Regions from separate parts of the Homo sapiens genome. Here all the other regions are linked to region 3. The links are chromatin contacts, found by Hi-C or POLR2A ChIA-PET in ENCODE. All regions are on one chromosome and are shown on one strand. The core of a region is the stretch at or near the end of the contact, and the rest is flanking DNA. Distances in the headings are between cores, read along the strand shown.

The links. A loop is a pair of places that touch in the nucleus more often than their neighbours do. ChIA-PET counts read pairs that join two places held with the same protein, here RNA polymerase II (POLR2A). Pooled maps may share reads with other maps.
Region 1: a map of CD8-positive, alpha-beta T cell shows a loop between it and region 3 (15-fold over the local background). The contact joins the promoter of JUN here to the promoter of NFIA in region 3. A Hi-C loop is called at or near these places in 2 of 168 maps with a recorded cell type or tissue (CD8-positive, alpha-beta T cell and naive thymus-derived CD4-positive, alpha-beta T cell) and 7 of 50 pooled maps. POLR2A ChIA-PET finds 5 or more read pairs at or near these places in 2 of 52 experiments (AG04449 and CD4-positive, alpha-beta memory T cell).
Region 2: a pooled map shows a loop between it and region 3 (7-fold over the local background). The contact joins the promoter of PGM1 here to the promoter of NFIA in region 3. A Hi-C loop is called at or near these places in 1 of 168 maps with a recorded cell type or tissue (naive thymus-derived CD4-positive, alpha-beta T cell) and 7 of 50 pooled maps. POLR2A ChIA-PET finds 5 or more read pairs at or near these places in 2 of 52 experiments (B cell and activated naive CD4-positive, alpha-beta T cell).

What each region holds. Positions count from the first base shown.
Region 1 is chr1:58,782,694-58,787,352 of GRCh38, forward strand. It overlaps JUN (Jun proto-oncogene, AP-1 transcription factor subunit), which reads right to left and starts at 1,354. Exons shown (of 1, transcript NM_002228.4): 1 at 1-1,354. The coding sequence starts at 377. It overlaps JUN-DT (JUN divergent transcript), which reads left to right and starts at 2,458. Exons shown (of 2, transcript NR_108106.1): 1 at 2,458-2,612. RefSeq lists enhancers at 1,052-1,799, 1,314-1,573, 1,800-2,545.
Region 2 is chr1:63,590,237-63,594,660 of GRCh38, forward strand. PGM1 (phosphoglucomutase 1) reads left to right here and starts at 3,175. Exons shown (of 11, transcript NM_002633.3): 1 at 3,175-3,498. The coding sequence starts at 3,253. RefSeq lists enhancers at 3,162-3,451, 4,152-4,211 and a silencer at 3,492-3,791.
Region 3 is chr1:61,081,200-61,086,052 of GRCh38, forward strand. NFIA (nuclear factor I A) reads left to right here and starts at 1,362. Exons shown (of 11, transcript NM_001134673.4): 1 at 1,362-1,619. The coding sequence starts at 1,593. RefSeq lists a silencer at 638-932.

The DNA of each region.
Region 1 (4,659 bases), core at 104-2,603, 2.3 Mb before region 3:
GTGTTCTGGCTGTGCAGTTCGGCCAGGGCGCGCACGAAGCCCTCGGCGAAGCCCTCCTGCTCATCTGTCACGTTCTTGGGGCACAGGAACTGGGTGGGGGTCGGCGTGGTGGTGATGTGCCCGTTGCTGGACTGGATTATCAGGCGCTCCAGCTCGGGCGACGCCAGCTTGAGCAGCCCCACGTCGGGCGAGGTGAGGAGGTCCGAGTTCTTGGCGCGGAGGTGCGGCTTCAGGCTCCCCACTGGGTCGGCCAGGTTCAGGGTCATGCTCTGTTTCAGGATCTTGGGGTTACTGTAGCCATAAGGTCCGCTCTCGGACGGGAGGAACGAGGCGTTGAGGGCATCGTCATAGAAGGTCGTTTCCATCTTTGCAGTCATAGAACAGTCCGTCACTTCACGTGAGGTTAGTTTGGGCTGCGCGCACAAGTTTCGGGGCCGCAACAGGGCTGTGGCAAGCGGGGGACACCCGCGCCCCCCGGAGCCTTTGACAGGGAAAGTTTCTCTAAGAGCGCACGCACCCGCTGGCTGTCGTCCCCGCTGCGCCCTCCTCACCAGCTCGCTCCAGGGAGCGCAGGGTTAATTAAGATGCCTCCCGCACTCTTACTTGTCGACTCGCGCGCGCTACCCGGCTTTGAAAAGTCGCGGTCACTCACTGAGCGCTCTTCGTGCGCAGCGGTTCCTCGGAGTCCGCAGGCGAACTCACTTCCCAGAGCAGCGGCTCTCCCCGCGGAGCGGATCAGTGCGGACCCTGCAGTGGCCGGCCGGCGGCGGGTCTTGGCCGCCCGGACTCCGACGACTTGTCCCCTCCTCCGCTGCTAGGGGGAGGGGGCGCCCGGCAGCCGCGGCTCGCGCTCGCCCAAGTTCAACAACCGGTGCGAGCGAAGCTGAGCGCACGTCCTTCTTCTCTTGCGTGGCTCTCCGCCGCCTTCTGGTCTTTACCGCCGTGGAGAAGCCTAAGACGCAGGAAAGGCTTGCAAAAGTTGGCTCCGGGACTCTGCCACTTGTCTCCGGTCCTCCCAGCCGGGAAAGTTCTTTGCTGCTGCAGCCGCTCGCCGACTTCCCCCGGCGGGCGCGTGGGTACCGCTGCTTTCCGCCGCTGTCAACAGCGCCTGGGCAGCAGGGCTCTCCTCCCGGGGGCGGCTGGAGACCAGGCTCTCTGGACACTCCCGAAACACCAGCCCGGGAGCCACAGGCGCTAGCTCTGGGCAGTTAGAGAGAAGGTGAAAAGAAAATAAGATTTGCAGTTCGGACTATACTGCCGACCTGGCTGGCTGGCTGTGTCTGTCTGTCTGCCTGACTCCGCGCACCTCCACTCCCGCCTCGCTGCTTCAGCCACACTCAGTGCAACTCTGAGCCCTTATCCAGCCCGAGCTCAACACTTATCTGCTACCAGTCAACCCCTAAAAATAGCCCATGATGTCACCCCAAGGCCTTCCCATTGGCTCGCGTCGCTCTCAGGGGGGCGGGCCCGCCCGTCACCATGGAGACTCCACCCTAGAAGATTCTTCTCTGGGCCCGCGGAGGCTCACGGGATGAGGTAATGCTCCGCTGCCCTCCTACAGTCGGGCCCTTCTTTCTCCTACCCTCCCCCCTGCCGCACGCCTCTCGGCCCTCTCTTCCCCGGTCCCCTCCCCGGGCCGTTTTTCCCGGCCCGCCCGGTGCATTGTGGGCTGACGTCTTGGGGTTTGACTGTCTAGTGACGGTGGCTGCCGCGAGCGGGCGGACGCTCGCAACCTCTGATGGAGGGGGGCTCAAGTTCACGGCTGCGGACGGGGATGCGGGGGATGCAGGGACCCGGGAGGCCAGGGAACCTGGCCAGTTGTTTTGGGCCAGGGGTGCGGGCGAGGGGTGGTTGTTGTTTCCCCACTTGTGGGGCCCGAAGTCATCCACCGGCGGCCGCCACCGCGCGGGGCTGGAGGCTGAGAATCCAAGTACGCTGCCACCCCCCCGCACTTCCGGGGGGGCGGGAATACCGCCCTTAAGGTGGCTCTGTGAAGTCCCAGGTGGGGGCGAGCCTAAGGGGACTTAAGTTTAGGGGCGGTCTCCCGAGAGTCGGCCCCCCACGTTGAGAACACTCCGAAGTTTGCATCTCGGTCAAGTTCAGGAGCGACGGTCCGCGGGGTCGTCTGGCTGCTCGTAGAAGCCGAGAGATTTGTATTGCCCGAAACTGGACGCTCAGCTGAGTCTCCGTTGCACCCCACTTCATCCTCCGGGACCGTGGGGGAAAGGGCGCGGGGGTTCACAGCTTTGCCTCGGAGGGGCAGTTTTTATAGTGGGCGCAATTGGTGGGTAACAGGGTCCAGATGGGAACAAGCGTGTAGGCGATCCGAAACTCGGGGAACCCCGGTGTTAGTCTACTCCCCCTCCCGCCCCCGGACAACACGCACACGCTTAACACAACACGCACAACATAACGCGCGCGCGCGCGCACACACACACTCCATCCGCGCCGAGTTGCTTCCGGGAAAACAAGCCCAGAAGGCGGCGGACACTCGCATAAAGTCACGCAGTAGTACTCGGAGCCCGGGGTAGAACCTGGACTTCAAATCTCTGCACTCCCGGCCGGGTGGTGGGCGCATATCCTGGGTAGCCTCTAGGAAGCGCTAGACACATGTAAGTGGTTCCTTTTCCGCGGTTATTTTATTCTCCCCCCGCCCCCCACCCCTTAGGGACGAAAGTGTGTGGTGGAAAGAATCCCGAAGTCGGGAATCCTGGTTCTTTCGTGGCCAGGCTACCACAGTGTGAAGCAAGCAAATCACGGAACTCCTCCGAGCTTCATTTCCCTCATCTGCAGGTGGGGCCGGTGCCGTCCACCTCACTGGGCTGCCAGGAGTTAGTGTGACAGGGTCGCCTGCAGCACTAGGGAGGTGGTGGCCAAACAGCCCGCTTCCCTCCCCTGCCTCGCAGTTTCCATCCTCGCAGAGCCTGGATAGGATGCCAGGATATAAGAGTGCGATTTGGCAGGACCAGGTGTACTTTCCTGTGAGAAGCATCGAGGGGAGGAGGGGAGGGGGAACCGGGTTAGAAGTCAGATCTTTCCCAAGCCTCTGTCTAAAACTGGGGCTTGAAGTTGGACCTGCAGCAGTTTAAGTTCCTAGGTTCTAAATTCAGACTTCGCTGCTTCTGAACTTGGAATTCAGCCTTGGGTTCATTGCCCCCAGCCCTAAGGTATTTGCGGCTTTGAGTGTTCAGAAACCAACAGCAGCTGGTATCAGTGGGAAACCTGCCAACTTTTCTTCACTCCGGGCACTCACCTAGCTTTCACTGATCTGCAGAGGGTAACTGAAAGCCTACTGTGAGCCAGGCACTGAGCTGGGGAGGGGGTGGGGTAGGTAGGTATACAGTGATGACAAGATCCAGTTGCTTCCTCAAGGAGAGAACATTCTCCTCTGTCTGTTGCCCTGAATCATTTTCTGTTGTATTCAGGGAGTTGGTGTTCTAAATATTTTTTAATAACAGTAATAAAAATCAGTTTCATGTATTAAACACTTATTATCTGCCAGGCATTCTCCTAAGCAATTTAAATACGCTGTTTTCTCCCCACAACTGTCTTGAGAGACATATATTATTATCCAGATTTAACATGTGAGGAAATAGGCCCAGAGAGGTTAAGTATCTTTGTTGAGGTCACACAGGCAGCTGGAAATTGACCTCAGGTCTGTGTTACATTCCTTTGTATTTTCTCTACTCTGGCAAACTTTCTTGTGGAGTATTAGTTATCTGCAGAGGAAATAGCGCTTGTGGCATAGAAGAAATTTTCTTGCCTGATCCTCTGACTGTAACTCCGTTCAGAGCTCTTGTATTTAGAAATTTCAAGACTTAGGACTTTGCATAAATATATATCTTTTGCCTAAGGTTCTGTGTGTTCCTCTCTGCCTCATGTGGTTTAGTAGGCTGATCTTCTCCTTATGTTGAGAAATAGCATATTTCATCCAAAAAAATAACAAATCTGTTCATGTTAACGCCCCTGCTTGGAAGCCTTCATTGGCTTTTCCTTACAATCAGGAGAGTTCCGATTCCTATGCCTTGGAGAAGGGGCTTTTCACAATCCAACTCCTTCTCTCTCCAGCCTTATCTCTCACTCCCAGTTCTGTCAGGAAAGGCAGTGTTATGCTGCCCTAACAAACAACCCTAACATATCAGTGGCTTATTCCAGTGAAAGTTGGTCATTTCTGCTACATGACCGTTGTAGGTTGGCAGGGTAGCTCTGCTCATTGTAGTCACTAAAGGGCTCAGGCTGAAGGAGGCCTCGTGTTGATACCCCTTTTCACAGCTATCCTGACTGTGGGGAAGGAACTCGGAACATCATGGCTGTCAGAGCATCCACTTATGGCACACATCACTTCTGCCCATACATCATTGGCCAAAGCAGTCACATGGCCATGCCTCTTTAGATCACTATAATCCTACCAGGTGTCTCAAAGGGCTCTCCAGGAATATTTGGGGAATAACACTAAAGACTCTGTCTCCCTTTCTGTTCACCAAATGTTTGGTCTACTCTCCTTCCCCTGGTGGAATTCCCTCATTCTTTATTCAAGGGAAACAACCTTAAAGACCCATCCAGTCACAGCACCAAGCTGCCCTGCCCATTGTTTTCCATGACTCCTGGATTTGCCCTCGGAGAGTCTTCCTTTTCCACAGCTAAAGCAGGCATTGGAAA
Region 2 (4,424 bases), core at 1,925-4,424, 2.5 Mb after region 3:
ATGCATACAAAGAACAGTTTACAAACTGGAAGACATCTAACCAAAAGTGGCAAGAAGCCCAGCTCACAGCAGTTACAGTACAGCTTATAAACATTGAGGAAGAAGTATTTTGACCTTCGTTACATTCTTTTTAAGGCGAGTAGAGCTGTTAAGCTGATTTGTCTATAGCTGATTGGTTTAATTTCATTGACTCACACTGTCAAGGACATTTTGTGTTTTGTTTATGTCTAGAGCAAGTGTTTCAGGGAAATAAGGATGACTTAAGTTTTGGCTACCTGGCTATGGGTGGTTGGACTTAAAATATCTAAACTGGAGCCTCTATTTTTATTTATCTTTAACACTTGAAAGAAATTCTTCCCAGAGCCTCCAGATAAGAAGCCAGCTTGGCTCTTGACTTCAAATCAAGGTGTTCTTCCCAGAGGCTCCAGATAAGAACGCACCAAGCTTGGGTGGGTTCTTATCTTGAGGCTCTGGGAAGAATTCAATGAAATTAAACCAACTGGCTATAGACAAATCAGTTTAAACAGGTATGCTTGCCTTAAAAAGAATTTAATGAAGGTCAAAATACTTTCTCCTTGATGTTTATAAGCTGTTATATATCCGTGATTACCAGGATTGAACCTGGCCAAACCTTTTGATCTATAGAATTGGGACTTCTTATCTATAGAATTGTGACATCATAAATGGGTGTTGTTTTCAGCTGTTGAGTTTGTGGTAATTTGTCATACAGCAGTAGAAAAGTACGGGTTGAGTATCCCAAATCCAAAAATCCCAAACCCAAAATGCTCCAAAATCCAAAACTTTTTGAGTGCCAACATGACACTCAAAGGAAGTGCTCATTGGAACATTCTGAATTTGGGATTTTTGGATTTGGGATGCACAACCATTGTAATGCAAACATTCCAAAATCCGGAACAATCTAAAATCTGAAACATTTCTGGTACCAAACATTTCGGATAAGGGATACTCAATCTGTAATACAAGGGGATTGCATAAAGGCATGATTATCAGGAGGCAAGGAACATGGGGATCATGTTAGGTCTGTATAAGGGGCCACAGTAACCCTGTCCAGAACAGCAGAACTGCCAGTTAACTCATAGAATCATGAACTATAATCATGAATGGGGGTTGTCTTAAGCCACTCAGATTTAGACTGGTGTGTTATGCAGTTAAAGCTAATTGTTACAACTTCTGGGGTGAGAGAAGTATAGATCAATTCCTCTTAAATGAAAAGCTCCATCATATTTCCAAAGATACTGAAGAATATAGAAAGGGCATGAGATCTGAATTTGGGCCCGTGACTTTACAAGTTATCATTTATTGATGACTTACTTATTAGCACTGTGGTAGGAGCTGTATATTCTCTATCTAAACCATACAACTCTAAGGTAGGTATTTTGAAGGCTCAGTGAATCTATGCTATATTTTCATTTTGTGGAGTTAGATAACCTTGATTACATTCACCATCCAATCCTCAATTCTCTCGTCTATAAAATGGGCTTGATTATATTATTTAATTCACAAGATTACACTGCTCTGTAAACTCCTGTGCAAATATTAGAACTCATTACTAGCAGTCCAGGGTTCCGTTTTCACATAATATTTGCCACCGAAACTCATCTATAGTGACTACATCAACACACTGTATCTACATAGCATGTACTATATGAGCATGTATATCAACACTTGGTTTGTGAGAGTCTGCACTCTTATGGGTCTGTTCGCCTCCCTGCTTGATCAAGACATACCAATTAACTACCAAAAGAATATAATTCACAGGTGAATGATATGCTCTGGTTTTGGAATTGGGGAAGGGGAGCTAATATTTTTGAAGGCCTCTATGTTTCAGGCACCAGGCTAGATGATTTACTTCTAACAGCTGATTATGATTGAATTTGTTTGGACTGGGTCATTTAGAAACCACCTCAAGTAATTCTACTGTGAGCATGGGTCACAGTAGGATTCTACTGTGTATCCATGACTGAGAATTTCTGACATACAAAACCCCATTAAATCTTGCAAAAATATTCCAAAGTAGGTGATATGTTTATTTTACAGTAAGGAAATTGATGCCCACGGACATTAACTAACTTTCCCAAGAGCACACACCTTGTAAAGCCAAGTTTTTTGCCACTTTACCAAAATGACAGGTTTCTTGAACAGAGGAGACAATCACTCTCATCAAATTAAGGGAGATACTAAACCGAAAAGCAAGAAAGACTGAAGATTCCTACTTAATAATCAAATCCCCTTGGTTGACCTTGCTATCCCCCGTGAAACTTTTCCAGCCATGTCAGTCCTTGTTTGTTGATCTCCTCACTTTATTTCTATTACATGAGTAACTGGCTAATTTTGATGGTGTTCATACTTATCCTTACCATATATTTGCTCCTACATTTGTCAAGTCCTGCTTGTACATTTCCTAGTTGCCAACCTGGTGTCACAGCGGGCAAATCATGGGAAGAGCCCTGGTTTTGGAGCCAGACCACCTGAATTGGCCTCCCGCATGGACTTAGCTGTGTGGCAATGAGACAAGGCATTTTATTCTTTGAATTTCAGTTTTGTAAGCATAAAAAGGGGAAAAATAAAACCCAGAGTTTAGTAAGGTTTAGAAACGCTACACTCAGCAAGTCATAGCTAAGTCACCGTCACCAATGGTAGTCAAGTGTGTGGTGCAGCAGGAAACATTTGGAGTCGACTCCTTTACGGAACTCAAATGCCCTCACATTTAGGGAGAAATAGAAAGAATTACGACTCATGAAATCGAGCTGGGGCTGGCACTTCTGACCCTCCCAACAGGTTTCCAGAAAGCTATTTACACACGATGCATTCGCCAAACCACTGGAAATCATTCTACCCTGTACTTTTTTCCACCCTGCCTCACGTCCTTGCCCTATGACCGGGTTCCTACCCCAACCTCTGCCCCAACACTTAGAGGAGGAGTTGCGGGCCTCTTTTTACAGTGGATAGGATTCCGAAGGGGAGAGTAAATCAGTAAGGCTCCACCCATTTCACAGGAGGCCTAGAGACCGGCGCTCCCCTTTCCCCTCCCGCCGGACCTGCCAGGAGGTGGGCTGGCGCGGAGGGAGGGCCCTGTCCCCTGTCCCTTTAAGGAGGAGGGCCAAACGCCGGCCTAGAGTGCGGCGTAGCCCCCACCCGCCGTGCCCTCACCCCAGAGCAGCTGCAGCCTCAGCCGGCCGCCCCTCCGCCAGCCAAGTCCGCCGCTCTGACCCCCGGCAGCAAGTCGCCACCATGGTGAAGATCGTGACAGTTAAGACCCAGGCGTACCAGGACCAGAAGCCGGGCACGAGCGGGCTGCGGAAGCGGGTGAAGGTGTTCCAGAGCAGCGCCAACTACGCGGAGAACTTCATCCAGAGTATCATCTCCACCGTGGAGCCGGCGCAGCGGCAGGAGGCCACGCTGGTGGTGGGCGGGGACGGCCGGTTCTACATGAAGGAGGCCATCCAGCTCATCGCTCGCATCGCTGCCGCCAACGGGGTAAGGGATGCGCGGCCCCGCGCCGCTGTGCACCCTGGCGCGTGTGCGACGTGCGGCCCGCGGCGCCCTCCCTCGCTCGGGGCCGGCCGCTTCCGCGCGCTGCCGCCTCGGTTTCCACCTCCCGCTCCTCCCTCTCCTTCGCGCTCGCTCTTCTGGCCTGGAGGCCCGACGGAGGTCGCCGGGCTGGGGAAAGTGGCCACGGGACCCGGCAGACCTGCTCGCCTGACTCCCGGGGCGCCGGGAGGTGCGGGCGCGGAGCCTCCCAAGGTCACGCCCGACTCTCCGTCTCTAGCCGCTGCCTTCCCTCTCCCCGTCCCCCGCCCCTCCCGAGGCGTCTGACATTTGCCCTAACCTTGCAGCCTTGGAAGATACGATTACGGCGCAGAGTGCTGTCGCCTTAAGCAGGAAAGGTTAGACTGCCGCCGCCTCGCCCAGAGCCCCCTCGCATCCCGCCCGCTCCTCTGCTATTCTCGGCTAGGACTGGCGCTTCCCGCTGGCTCGGAGCCCGACACTGTGGGGCAAGGGTGGCGAGAGCACCCATCCCCCTGGGGCGTCAGGTTGGCAGATCTCAGCAGGCGGGTGCCAATCTTTTCTCCCCGCCCCCTAGTTTGCCTTGGTTCCGAACTCCTGCCCTTTGCGCGGCCTGCTTGCTGGGGGGCAGGCGTTTGAAACATCTAGTCTCTGCCCAGTGGTGCCCGGGATCTGTTCCACCGACGGGGCTGGAGCTGAATTTTCATTAGAATGGCAACATACCCAAAGACGCCCTTACGCAAGCAAGCAGTCGTGGCAGGCCAGGAAATTACCGCAACACCTTGGTTCCGCCCCCGGCCAAGGAAAGTTAACTGACTTGATTGGGCGGGTCCACTCGGATAGGGGAAATTAAAAAAAAAAAGTTTTTCAGTAAATCTGATATATGGAAATGTGGG
Region 3 (4,853 bases), core at 112-2,611:
GGCAGGTAGGCTTTCCCCCCTCCGAGAGAGGAGAGCCTAGAGAGAAAATATGAGGTTAAAAAAAAAAAACTGGAAAAGCAGGCTTACTGGCAACTTGCCAAACCCTAAAAACCACCCCCCTCTTTTCTGCCAAAACAATACTTTAGCAAACCTAAAATAATTGCAGGAAGCTCTTTTCCATTTTAAGAACTATTACCTGGGGGAGGGAAAAAAGGGATTCTTAAAAGGCACCCTTCCAGAGGTGTCCCAGAAACTGGGACGGTAATGATAGCCTATGTCCAGTTCTGGGCACGCGTTTGTGGATCAGAATATCTCCCTTCCCTAAGGGGACATCCCTTTCACATATTTTTTTCCTCCTAAAAAGTAAAAGATGTCACAGCTAAACCACTGTTGTTTCTGAACGTGATAGAACTTTTTCTATGGCGTCTGTGTTCAAACCCACTAGTTTCACAGTCCTGGGAGGGATAACGCTCATTAATCTCCGCCTTCTTTTCTCCAGACCCCCGCCCCCCAAATCCGGTGAATCTTCTGTGGGCACTGATTCCTCACCACCCCCGCTTCTGAATGCCACAGGACCGAAGCTGCACAAAGTTTGCAGGATTGTGTGCATAATTACCTCTGCCGACGAATCTATTCCCACAGAAAGCTTCGCTGGAGAGATTACAATGCTTTGAGCCTTACCGCATTTCAGTGGGGGAAAAAAAGTTACCTAGGAGGTCTGATTTTTCAAAGAAATTTGCATACATGCAAATGTGCCGCCCGGCCTCCTCCTCGGTTCTCTACGTGCCCACGCGGTGGCCCGGGGGGTGCGGGGCAACCTGGCAAAGTTGCCCAAGTCCTCCACCGAGGTCCGCGGAGGTCTGCAGCGGGGGTGGGGGGATGGGGACGAGGAAAAGTAGTTTTGTTTGCTTAAGCACATCCTGTGGCAGCCTATAGCTGCCCGGGAGTACAGACTGTAACTGCTCCTCACTGCGTTACCCAGTAATGCGCTGATCGGGGGAGGGGGCGGGGGGGCCGGGGAGCGAGCGGGAGAGCGAGCAAGCGAGCGAGCAAGGAGCGAGCCACGGAGAGAGCCGGGGAGCGAGCGAGCCAGCCTGCGAGCGCGAGCGGCCGCGGAGGCTCGGGACCCGGCTGGCCGCGCGGCGCCGCAGCCGCCCCCTCCCCCACACCCCCTCCCCCCCGCGGCGGCGGCGCGAGCGGGCGGCGGCTGTGCGGTGCGGTGCAGAGCGGAGGCGGAGGCGGGCGCGCGGGCAGCTCGCGGGCACCCGGCCGGGCCGGCGCGGGAGCGGGAAAGGGTGCGCTATGCCTTTAACACCCGCGTACAGTAGGCATGTATAGTGGAGTGTAGGGAAACTCTAGGCGGGGTTAAAGTTCAGCTCATGGAGCGGCAATAGCGCTGGCTGGCTGGCTGCAGTTGAGCCGACTTGGAAATGTGAACGCAAGAAGCAGGCTTGATTTTTTTTTCTCCCCCCTTCTCTCTCTCTCTCTCTCTCTCTCTTCCTCTCTCCCTCTTTCTCCTCTCTCACCCACACTCACGCACACCTCCAAACCGCACACCCAGACGCACACGCATACCCCAGCGCCCGGCAGTTATGTATTCTCCGCTCTGTCTCACCCAGGTAAGCCGCGGCGTGGATGCGGAGGGCTTGGGGGCCGGGGCGCCGGGGGCAGGGCTGGGGCTGGGTGGGGGGCACCGGGGCCGTCGCTCCGGCCGGGCCCAGGGCGTGCGTCTCGGTGTGTGTCTGTGTCTGCGCGTGTTTCTGTGTGTGTGCGCGCGTGTGCCCGCGGGTGGGGGGGGGGATCCCGCTTAAAGAAAGTAACTTTGTTTCCATGCGGGTGCATTCCTCTTGCACGGCCATTTGTGTGGGCACATGGCTAATGGCGCCCTCTTATTAATGCGTTAATTAATATCGGGGCGACGGACTGCGGAACAGCAGTGTTTTCGGACACCCCGCACGTGTTTCGGCGGGGTTGCAGTCCATGACACGCAGAAATCTGGCTCAGCGTTTCTGCTGCCGGGAGCAGGGATTCCGTAGTGCCGCAGCGCCCGGGGAGGGGGCCGCCGACGGAGCCCACCGCTCACCCCGCACGCTCGGGCCGGCTGCAGTCCTCGGGTGCGGGGAGACCTCGGGTGCCTGCGCCCAACGGCCCGCTCCCCGCAGCCTGCGCTGCCGCAGCCCCCCGCCGTCTTCCCGAACTCTTACTTTTGTTTATTGTTTGTCAGCCTTCGGGGTCCGGCCGCGGAAAGGACGCGGGCTCCCGTCCCGGCCCCGGCCCGGACAGCGCCCCTCGGACGCGGGCAGGCTGCGGCTAGCCCTCGGCTGAGCGGGGCTACGTGGACGCGCGTTCCCCCGCGCCGGCCGGGTGGAGCCTGCGTCCTCGCCGCGCGCCGGTGGCCCGTTGGCTCTCCCGGAGTGAAAGTTTCGGGGCCGAGACGAGCCCACGTTGTGCAGGGCGCCGAACGCCGGAGGCCGCGGGCCGCGGGCCGGGTAGCGCCGGGCAGAGTTGGGCTCCTAGCCGGGAGCCGGAGCGGCGGCCCGGGCCGGACACGGCTCCCCCCGCCGCCGCCGCCGCCACCACCACCACCGCCACCGCGCGACTCCGGCCGCTCCGCGCGCAGGACGGGGGCAACTTTTCCCCTCCGACTCAACTCAGAGCATGGGGCTCTTGCGCCCCACCGCCTCTCCTTTCCGTGCCCCCCTGTCCATTCCTCCCTTGTCTACCCACCCCCAGGCAAAATATTGCTACTTCGAGACTTCAAATCCGGTCCCCTTTGAATATGTTATTTGTTTTCCTTGACTAAAAGGCTTGAAGTCAAAGTGGTTTTGCGCTATTTTTTTTTTAAGCGTGAGATTTCATACTGCTTTGGTACATTAGGATCTGACCATTAATCACCTACATGAAGTTATATGCTTCACATAAAATGTTTATTCACCTCTCCCTTAAAAAACCTACCACTTCTTGCCTTCATTTAGTAGGAGATAACGGTTTAACCGGAATAGTTTCTGGAAGGCTAAAAAGTATCAGTAGTTTTCGCTCTCCTCTCTAGATTCTGGATTTATTTCCCACATGACATCCCTTCTTATTGCAATATCTAACAGTAATAATACCGGGTATTTGATCTCAGAAGACTCTTAAACGCATCTTTTATGTTGAAATGGTCTGTTTGGGATTTAGGCCTAGCATTAATAATGGATAGCAGTTACTTTTAGTTACTGTAAAAGTTTTTTTTTTTTTTCCTAACAAACTTCCAAAGTTCCTATTTTAGTAACTTGTGGAAGTATGGAATGAAACTTTTCCAACCACTTCTGGCAAGGTTCACAATTGCATATGGATAAGATGCAAAGTGTAAGATAATTTGAATGAATTACGGACTATAGTGAAAATGCTGAGATTCGAAGGCTGAAGTTCTAGCTGGCAGAAGTTTGCAACACACAGAACTTGTAGATAATATCAGCGAGCTGCAATAAAGGGAAAGGACCCTAACAGATACATTAGTGTCTTCTCAATTGAGCTCTGAAAAGATAAATTTATATTTGGGAATGGTGCATATATGAGGGCACCTGTATATCCATGCAGGCCTAGGGCACAGTCAGGTATTTAACAAAGTTGGCCTCTGTTGGTTCATGAGGTATTATGACATTAAGAGAGTTTTTTTTTTTCTTTTTTTTTCGGCTTACATATTCAGCAGCGTTGATTGATGCATTCACTAGGCCTTCTTCTGGAAACACCACTAAGAGAAATGCTTATTTAGTGTAACAGTTTGTAAAGAAAATGTACAATAAATAGTGAATGAGGGCTCATATTTTATGGGTTCTGCTTTTAAAAATTTATTTACAATTTATTTAACTTGCTGGGATATTTATAATGTTTTAGAGCCAGTTTTAGGAAGAAGAACTTCGGTAGTTTATTGCTCATTAAAAAAAATCAGTAAGCACAGTGATTTCTATCACTATACTCTAAATGAAACTCCATTTAACTTGTAGGCAATTTAAAAAAAAACTTTACCAAGAAAAACCTAGACATCTTATTTTAATCAAATATGGGCATATAATCAAATCAGGTACTGTCCATATAATGATAACCCAGCAGAAATTTGTAGGTGAACTTTTAAAAAAAGTAGTTTCCAGAAATATCAGCATTCAGTGGTTCTTAAACTTGGCTCACTTTCAAACAGATCAATGTTTAAGATGCTGATTCAAAGTAATACCACTTTTGAAACAGGTTTTCAGGTTTGTTTTTATTGGTGGCCTATAACTTTCTCACTGAGTACATATGTAAAACGTTCTTTTTTTCCTCTTGAATGTTATGAAATAGTACCTAGCTTATAGCGATATGTTCAGCAACATGAATTATAAGGGCACACTACTTTTTTTTTTTAACTAATCATTTATGCTATTCCTGGACATTTCTTGCAAGCTAATGATACTCTTTAGTTTTGATATTCTGGAATATTTTAAATCATGACTTGAGAAAGATACATTAGAAAAAATCAATACTTTAATTGTGCATATGAGTAAAGTTATACAAAATATTGTGGACTTTTACTGGCAGGTTCTTAACCTTTGGGGAGTAATACATTGTAAATACTTTTGATGCAAAATTGGGGACTTAAGTTATTCTTAATGACTAATTGACATAGTTGTTCTTGTTTAAGGATTTTTATGATGAGATATATGGGCATTTGGTTGGCAGGTAAACAGAATCCTGTTGGACACGAATGCATGCATGCAGTTTGCAGTTTTTTGAAAAGCATATTGGGAGTATCTACAGACACTTAAAATGCCATATTAGAATGTTTATTTTAAATGCTTATTATCATTAATCAAACTTTTAAATAAGATAACATTTTA